Regions from separate parts of the Homo sapiens genome. Here all the other regions are linked to region 2. Evidence: chromatin contacts called from ENCODE Hi-C or POLR2A ChIA-PET data. All regions are on one chromosome and are shown on one strand. The core of a region is the stretch at or near the end of the contact, and the rest is flanking DNA. Distances in the headings are between cores, read along the strand shown. Region 1 holds the start of PEBP1 (phosphatidylethanolamine binding protein 1). Region 2 overlaps RNFT2 (ring finger protein, transmembrane 2). Region 3 holds the start of TAOK3 (TAO kinase 3).

Region 1 (2,865 bases), core at 62-2,561, 1.3 Mb after region 2:
CAGTAAGAGCAGTTTTGGTATGAATAAATATGGTTTAAAATTGTTTTTCAAAAAACAAACATAAAAAACCAAAACCCAAACATTTCTCAGGAATTTTGTGAGGACGAATTTTGTGTGTGGAGAAAACGGACAAATACATTTCCCCATATATTTAAATGCTCAAAAGTTCACTCAGGTGCTCTCACCAGGCAATTACTATGACAAGTGATCACGTGCGAAAATACAGAGAATCTGGCTCGTTTTAAAGTGCAGGAGAAAAGCAAGGCCTTACTGTTTCTGAATTTGCTGTGTGTGTGTGTGTGTGTGTGTGTGTGTGTGTGTGTGTGTATGAGAAGATGGGATCTGGCTCTGAAGCGCAGACAGGAGTGCAGTGGCAAGATCGTAGCTCACCGCGGCCTCAAACTCCTAGATTCAAGAAGTGATCGGCCGGGCGTGGTGGTTCACGCCTGTAATCCCAGCACTTTGAGAGGCCGAGGTCAGGAGATCAAGATCATCGTGGCTAACACGGTGAAATCCCGTCTCTACTAAAAATACAAAAAATTAGCCGGGCGTGGTGGCGGGCGCCTGTAGTCACAGCTACTCGGGAGGCTGAAGCAGGAGAATGGCGTGAACCCGGGAGGCGCAGCTTGCAGTGAGCCGAGATCACGCCACTGCACTCCAGCCTGGTCAACACAGAGAGACTCCGTCTCAAAAAAAAAAAAAAAAAAAAGTGATCCTCCCGCCCCAGCCTCCGGAGTAGCTAGGACTACAAGCATGCACCACTGTGTCTGGCTTTTTTCTTTTTTTCTTTTTTTTTAAGTTTTCTGTAAAGACGGGGTCTTGCTACCTTGTCCAGGATGGTCTCAAACTCCTGGGCTCAAGCGATCTTCCTGCTTTGGCCTCCCAAAGTGCTGGGAATACAGGCATGAGCCACCGCGACAGGCCATGTTGCTGAATTTGGAAAGTGGAGCAAAGAATCATGCAAAAAATTAAGAAAACCAAAACGCAACCAAGGCGAATTCAATTGCATTTTTTTTTCCCAGCGACACTTTCTGAGACACGAACCTCTCTCTTCGGCGAACCTATTCCAGGGCGCCCTTCATTTTCATTTCTTGAAACAACAGCCTTGCAGGCCGAGCCGCTGTTCCCGAGAACTCGGCAGCCACAGGGAGCAGGTTGCATGGACCCAGGAGCGCGAGAGGCCCTGCTCTGCCAGCTTCGGCCAATCAGAGGCCAGGGAGCGGTGGGCGTGACGTGGGGCGGTGCGCGGGGCTGGGCGGCGGCTGAGGCGCGTGCTCTCGCGTGGTCGCTGGGTCTGCGTCTTCCCGAGCCAGTGTGCTGAGCTCTCCGCGTCGCCTCTGTCGCCCGCGCCTGGCCTACCGCGGCACTCCCGGCTGCACGCTCTGCTTGGCCTCGCCATGCCGGTGGACCTCAGCAAGTGGTCCGGGCCCTTGAGCCTGCAAGAAGTGGACGAGCAGCCGCAGCACCCGCTGCATGTCACCTACGCCGGGGCGGCGGTGGACGAGCTGGGCAAAGTGCTGACGCCCACCCAGGTACACCGGGCGGCGGGCGTGCAGCGAGCGGCACGGCGCGGAGGCCTGTGCCGGCCTCCTGGGTGGGACCCAGCGGAGACAGGGCCAGGGGCGGTGGGGAGGTTCAGCCTGCGTGTGTCGAGGCCCCCCCAGGCCAGAGGTCCCGGGGTCCATGTCCCATGCCTGGGGGCCACCCCGAGCACCGGGAACCCGGCCTGTGGCGTGGCCAGGCAGGTTCGGCCTGCGGCAGAAATTCATTCACTTTTCCCGGGCTTCAGACCCAAGAGGGACCTAGGTTCGGAAACAGGCCGGATCCCCCTCTCCCCCCACAGGCCAGGGCGCTGGAGAGGGACGTCGCCGGGACAGAGTAGGCTGTGGCTGCCCGGACGCCCCCAGAGCTTCCCCTAGGGCCTCAGCATTTTAGGCCTGGTTTTGGAGGGCTGAAGCCTCACCCGAGAGCCTGTGACGCATTATGTAACTGGCGATGAGCGCGCCGGCCGATTTCTCCTTTGTTAAATGGGTCGAGAGCGTCCAGCCGGTACGCTGGAGGGCAACGGTTTAGTTTTGGTCTTTGACCTCCCACGCCCACGGCTGGGGCTGCCGAAAGTGAAGAAACTAGATTTGCAGACGCCACTGCTAGTTGGTTATGAAGCTCCGGGCAACAGCGTAAAATAAACTGCCCCGACCTTACATTGTTTTGGATGTTCACAGAATTTAATTTTTTTGGATGTTTAAATATGTAGTGCCCATCTAACACAGCCTCCCTTTTCCTGCTCCCTGCCCGCCTCTCATCACCTTGGCTTTCTCCTTTTCTTTGCACTTTGAAACGTACAGTTAATGCAGATTTCACTTCAGCAGGCTCCAGGTAACCTCCTGATCACCAAATCCAGAAACGCTGTGATTCCGGACAGACAATGTAAGGGTGTCGTTGAGAGGGGACTCAGTGCCAGGGTTGGAATCCCAGCCTTATCTGTTTCTCTTAATAGTGTGCTGGGATACTAGCCCCATGGTGTTGTTGGGACTGAAATAATATACAGCCTGGGCAACATAGCAAGACCCCAACTCTACAAAAAAAAATTGGCCAGGTGTGATGGTGTGAGCATGTAGTTCCCAGCTGCTCAGGAGGCTGAGGTGGGAGGATCGATCGATTGAGCGCTGGAGGTTGAGGCTACAGTGAGCCTTGATAGCGTCACTACACTCCGGCCTGAGTGACAGAAGGAGACCTGGTCTCAAATAAAATACATAACGTATATAAAACTCCAGCTCCTGGCTCTTACAGTCAATACAGGGTCATTGATTTTATTAAAAATCTATTCTGTTTTGTCTTTGGAGAGTCTGAGATCAAAGAAAGAGT
Region 2 (2,804 bases), core at 93-2,592:
AAAAAAAGTCTTTAAAAAATTATCTGGGGCATGGTGGCACACACCTGTGGTCCCAGCTACTCGTGGGGCTGAGAGGGGAGGCTCGCTTGAGCCCAGGAACTCAAGGCTGCAGTGAGCTGAGATCGCACCACTGCACTCCAGCCTGGGTGACAGTGAGGCCCTATCTCAAAAAAAAAAAAAAAATCCGCTTTTTCGTCTGCAAACCTGGGCTGGTAATATCCCTCCCAGCTTTGCCCTTAGTAACAGGCCCTGGCTCAGTGCCTGGTTCAGCACTGCCGTTCAGTAAATGTCATGTCCCTTCCTTCCTGTCGTTCCTGGCTGTGTATGTTGCTGGAGGTCTTCTGAGGAGTGGTGTGAGTGAGCAGTCTCTAAGCGATGGGAGAAATCTGCTGCTGGCAAGTGAGTTGTGAAGCCTCTAATAGGCTCTCACTGGACCCTCTTCAACTGGGTTTGATGGCGACCCTGTCGGAGAGAGAAGGGAGGGTGTATCGTCCACTGTCAACATTCGGAAGCCTTCCTCTTTTTCTGGGGAAGGTGGTGTCGAGTAATTGAAAGGCTCTGCTGTAGAGTCAAGTCACCTGGGTACAAGTCCCAGTTCTGCAGCAAGTAACTTGACCTCTCCGAGCCTTGTGTTCTCATCTGTAAAATGGTCCGTATAATTCCTCTACAGTGGTCTGTCATGTGGAACAGGACCCAGCATTGCGGGGGCACGCCGCAAGTGGGACCGTTACCACTGTTTACACCAGAGCAAGGAGGAACTGGGGTAAAGGTGCAGAGGTTTGGGGTACAGGTAAGGAGAAGAAAAAGGCTGTCAAAGGGCTCATTCACATCATGGAGGTCCGGGTTCCTGCGCCACCCTTCCCTACGTGGGTAATCTGGGGCAGATTCCTTTATCCCTCTGATCCCGTTTCTTCGTCTGTAAGACACAGCTCCACAACTTCCTTCACTCAGTGGCTGTGAAATCCTGCAGGCAAGCCGCGTCGCATGGCCCCTGACTTCAAGTTTAGGGGAGCTGATGAGGTCACTCCCTGCTGGACAAGGGGTCTTCGGGGTGAAATGTCCAAATAAGAGAGCGGGGAGTGGACGCGCAAAGATGCGTCAAAAGGATGGAAAAGGCAGCTTTGCCCTTCGCAAACTGAGATCTCCTTTGTCCGCGAAGGGCTAAGAGCCTCAGGCTCGGGGGCCTGGTACCGGCGCGGGACGCCCGGAGGCCAGACCCGGAGCCGGCGGCGCGCAGAGCGGGGCGGCCCGGGGCGCGGGGCTGTGACCTCATCGGCCGGCGCCGTCCCGCGGGGCCATGAGATCATGAGATGCCGGCGCTCGCCGAGGAGTCGATTTGTTGGGAGCGCGGGGACAGCCGGCCGCCCGACGCGGTGATCTCATCCGGGCCCGGGGGAGGAGGAGGCAGGCGGCCGGGCCAGCCCGCGCCGCCAGGAGGGGGATTAATGGCTGCCGCCGGGTGGTGACGTCACCGGCAGCACCCGTTGCCAGGCAACGCGCGGCCACCAGCCCCGCCCCGCTGGCCCCGCCTCCTACCTGCTGCGCTTCTTTCCATCCTGGCTCGCCCTTCTCTTGCCTTTTTTCCTTTTTCTTTTGTATTGAGGCATAACTTACATACTGTGGAGTGCCCTAATTATAAAGCTCAGTGGATTTTTACAAACATATGTAATCACTCAGATCAAAGTATCAACAAAGCTGTCCGACAGAAATATAAGAGTAGTCACACAGACGATTTTAAATGTTCTAGTAGTCACGTTAAACAACTAGAAAGGAACAGGTGACTTTAATTTTAATACTATATTTTATTTAGCCTAATGTGTCCAAAATATTATTTCAACATGTAATCAACATAAAATTTTTAATGAGATATTTTACCTTTTGTTGTTTTTCTAAGACTTTGAAATTCCTTGTTTCTTTTGCTTTTAAGGGATATTGTTTGTTTGTTTGTTTGTTTTTAAAGACAGTCTTACTGTGTCTCCCAGGCTGGAGTGTAGAAGTACGATCATGCTTACTGCAGCCTCGACTTCCCTGGGCTCAGGTCATCCTCCTGCCTCAGCCTCCCGAGTAGCTGGGTCTACAGGCGTGCGCCATCATGCCTGGCTAGTTTTTGTAGAGACAGGATTTCATTATGTTTCCCAGTCTGGTCTCGAATTCCTGGTCTCAAGGGGTCCTCCTGCCTCGGCCTCCCGTAGTTCTGGGTTTATAGGTGTGAGCCACCATGCCCAGCTATCCCTGTGTATTTTAGACTTTCAGTACATCTCAATTCAGAATAGCCACATTTCAAGTGCTCCATAGCGACATGTGACCAGTGGTTACTGGATTGGCTGTGGTGGATATGGAACATTTCCGGCATCTGGAAAGTTCCTGTGTCCTCACTTCCCCCACCAGGGGTACCCATTATTCTGAATTTTATCATCCTTCAGTTATCCTTCCCTCTCTACCCCCATAGCTTGTATCTTTTCTTTCTCTTTCTCCCACATCTTACTTTATCTCCTAAGGTCTCCTAGGGTCTCCCTTTCTCTGTTTCTCAGAGTGGCACAAAGCCACTCTGGAAAATCAGGCTGGATTTAAATCCCGGCTCCACCACTGTCTAGCAACTTCGAACAACATACCCTGCCTCTTTGAGCCTCTCTCTCCTCACCAGTTAACAGGGGCAAATAATTTCAGTGTCCATCTCCTGGGATTGTCAGAGTCTGGGGACAGCCTGCAGGTACTAAGTGTTCAACCGAGAAACTCATCACTAAACTAGAAGCCAGCCCTAGTCCTTCTCTCTTTCCTCTTGTAATCCTCTCACTTGCTGGGTC
Region 3 (2,851 bases), core at 346-2,845, 1.6 Mb after region 2:
TTTCATTAAGATCAGGAAGCCCCTCGCTTTCAAGACATCCACATCAGACTCTAAGGAACGAATGCGAAGCCAGCGGGCCAGTGAGAAGAGGTCAGGCCGCGCAGGTCTCTTGATCATTCCAAGATCTTTGTCCTGCAGCCAGCCCCACCAGCCCCTCCAGCTCCTCCAGCCCATGCGTTTCACTTCAGAGATGTTTCATGACATAATCCGGCTCCGGAGTCCCCCGGAGTCCCGGGGGCTCACACTCCACCCTCAGGGAGGTCGCTGATGCCAGACCCTGGGAGCACCTCCCCGCTCCACTCGTCTGCGCTGCAGCCGGTTCCTATTTGCCCGACGCCGCGACTGCGACCCAGGCTCCCCGCCGCAGCCGTTCTTGGGGGGGCTCCCGCAACTCAGCGGGCGCGACCCCCCGCCCGCTCCCTCGCTGCTCACGCCGGGCCCCCGCTATGTGACTGGGGGCCCGACCCGCACCCATGGGGCACCGCTCCTCCCTCGGGGTCCGCGCCTGCACCCGACGCTCAAAGCCCCTCTCGGAGTCCCACGCTCGCATGCGCTGTCCCGAGCCCTCTGGGGGTCCCCTCCTCTCACCCCGCTGTCCTGGCCCCTCTCGGGGTCACCCTGCTCCCACCCGCTGTCCCGGCCTCTCTCTAGGTGTCCTGCTCTCAGCCCCGCTGTCTCAGCCCAGCCCCCTTCCGGGACCCCTCCTCTTCTCCCACTGTCTTGGCCCTTCCTGGGGTCTTCTCACACTCTGTTCTAAGCCCTCTGGGGATCCCCTGTCTTCACATCCCCTGACCGGTCCCCTCTCTTTACTCTGTCCTGGATTCTCTCTGGGTCCCCTCCCCTCACCTCGGGGTCTCCTCTCCCCGGGTGCTGTCCCAGCCCCTCTCGGGGTCCCCATCTCTCAGACTCTCAGTGCCGGCCCCTCTCGGGGACCCTTCCCCTCTCCCCGCTGTCCCTGACCTTTTCTGGGACCTGGTCCTTCAGGGGACCCCCTCCCCTCATCCCCCTATCCTAGTGCCTCATGAGGCACCCACCCCTCACCCCACTACCCCAGCCCCTCTCCGGGTCCCTTCCTCTCACGCGCACTGTCCCGGCCCCTCTTGGAGACCCCTCCCCTCAGACTTTCAGTCTTGGACCCTCTCGGAGTCCTCTCCACTCAGAGCCACTGCCTCGGTCCCTCTCGGAGTCCCCTCTCCTCACCCGCTGTCCCGGTCCCTCCCGGGGTCTCCTCTCCACAGTCTGCACTGTCGAGCCCGCTCCCGCAACTCCCCTCACTCTGCCTGGGGTCCCGCCGCCTCGGCTCCCACTGTCATGCCCCGCGCCCCGGTGCTCTCACCTCAGACCTGCTGTCACCACCCCCGGGCCCGGCGCCGCCGCCGCCGCTTCCTCTCCCACACTTGTTCCTGAGTCGCTCTCCTGTGGCTTGTTCCCCGGCGGATCCTTGGGTCCGGTCGCTGAGTGCCGGATCCGGCTGTGCGCAGCCTCTGCTCGCGGTCTCGGCGTTGCGTCCCACTCTCCACGCAGGACCCCGCCGCCCGGCGCCACAAGGACCCTCCCGCGGCCGCCGCCGCTGCTGCTGTCCGAGGTGCGGCTCCTGCCAGGGGTGGCCAATCGCACCGGACTGCGCCGAGCACGCCCCGCCCCACCGTCTCAGTCCGCCCGCCCCCTGCCCCGGACCACGCCCCAAGCTCGGCTCCAATAGGCTCTCTACTGACCTTCCCTGATCGCGGGGCACAGGGCCGGGGCCGTATATAGGTATTTGATTGATGGAGCCTGGGAAGCCGAGCGGTCGATGGAACCCGAGGATTGGCGGAGTTGTCGATGGGCGGGACAGGGCAGGGCGGGGTCTCCTCAGACGCGGAAGACCTTGCAACTTTAGTAACCTACGGGCCCGCCTGGGGTGCGGTCAGTCTTGTTTGTGCTGCTCTCCGGTCAAAGTTCATGGCGCTTCTCCCCACGCCTTTACTTTTCTTGGGAGATTCCCAGGGACCACCATGTTAGAGCCTTTGGGGAGGACCCCAGTCTCTCGCTAGACCTTGCACAGCTTTCTTAGTAATTCTGCCATGAACTAATATAGCATTAATTTGCCCAGGATTTGTAAAAATTTCCTGGATTTAAACCATTTCTTTTTAAAATCTCTTGCAAGGGAGTTGCCTCTCCTTGAATTGAGTTCAGCAGCCGTCAGTTTGATACCGTTGGGGGAAAAAAAATCTATATACAGTACTAGGTGCATACTTTGCCCAACTAAGCGTTCAATGCGGGGCACATTTTGATAGGTGCAAGGACAAAGCTTTAGAAATTTTCAGTTTGTAGGTTTTTATGACAGTAGGAAGACTGTGGTAGGGGAACCCTATTATTAGCTTAACAAGGTTTCAGCAAAGCTATTCAATATAACCTTTTTCCAGGGCCACAGGTTTTAATGATTCTATGTGAACGTGTGGCCAAAGGATAACGAGCTTTGACCCAGGTTTAACATGTGATAATCAGAGACTCCTCTTGATCCACGCTAAAGGATAGTGCCTGCCAGGGGTGAAAGTGCATCATGCTACTAAGACCCATTTGTGTTATTTTTGTGAAACTGGATATGCTGATCAAATCAACACCGGAAACAGAAAACTGCTTTCCTTACTCTTAACGCCAAAAGTAAGTTTATGGACTTTAGAATTTAGCATTTTATGAAGAAATTGTCTCAGGAACACATTTTGATCCTAAGTTTTGTCAGATGTATACAGGCCTTAGTTCTCAGAGAACCCTCGATTGTTAACTTTTTAACTCCAGCTGACAAAATGTGTTTGTGTTCTAAACAGTATACATGTTTCTTCTAGTGTTTTAAGAATCATACGCCATTCAT

The links. Hi-C counts contacts between places; a loop is a spot of excess contacts on that map. ChIA-PET counts read pairs that join two places held with the same protein, here RNA polymerase II (POLR2A). Pooled maps may share reads with other maps.
Region 1: a map of naive thymus-derived CD4-positive, alpha-beta T cell shows a loop between it and region 2 (26-fold over the local background). The contact joins the promoter of PEBP1 here to the enhancer-like site in region 2. A Hi-C loop is called at or near these places in 2 of 168 maps with a recorded cell type or tissue (CD8-positive, alpha-beta T cell and naive thymus-derived CD4-positive, alpha-beta T cell) and 5 of 50 pooled maps. POLR2A ChIA-PET finds 5 or more read pairs at or near these places in 1 of 52 experiments (T-cell).
Region 3: a map of CD8-positive, alpha-beta T cell shows a loop between it and region 2 (11-fold over the local background). The contact joins the promoter of TAOK3 here to the enhancer-like site in region 2. A Hi-C loop is called at or near these places in 3 of 168 maps with a recorded cell type or tissue (CD4-positive, alpha-beta T cell, CD8-positive, alpha-beta T cell and naive thymus-derived CD4-positive, alpha-beta T cell) and 10 of 50 pooled maps.

Annotation. Positions count from the first base shown.
Region 1 is chr12:118,134,813-118,137,677 of GRCh38, forward strand. PEBP1 (phosphatidylethanolamine binding protein 1) reads left to right here and starts at 1,312. Exons shown (of 4, transcript NM_002567.4): 1 at 1,312-1,532. The coding sequence starts at 1,398. It overlaps LOC101928274 (a long non-coding RNA gene), which reads right to left and starts at 1,180. Exons shown (of 4, transcript XR_945409.4): 1 at 1,045-1,180. RefSeq lists an enhancer at 1,107-1,607 and a silencer at 1,600-1,689.
Region 2 is chr12:116,818,154-116,820,957 of GRCh38, forward strand. The region is part of intron 7 of RNFT2 (ring finger protein, transmembrane 2); the gene reads left to right. Among named protein-coding and RNA genes, the nearest start is that of HRK, 62 kb to the right of the region's middle. RefSeq lists an enhancer at 970-1,019 and a silencer at 1,220-1,579. Within about 2 kb of position 1,343, at least 40 of the 41 ENCODE cell types and tissues checked have a DNase peak (open chromatin) inside an H3K27ac peak, as active enhancers do; they include CD4-positive, alpha-beta T cell and CD8-positive, alpha-beta T cell, where a contact is called at or near this core.
Region 3 is chr12:118,371,312-118,374,162 of GRCh38, forward strand. It overlaps TAOK3 (TAO kinase 3), which reads right to left and starts at 1,596. Exons shown (of 21, transcript NM_016281.4): 1 at 1,337-1,596. RefSeq lists silencers at 436-525, 626-685, 1,470-1,719 and an enhancer at 2,040-2,089.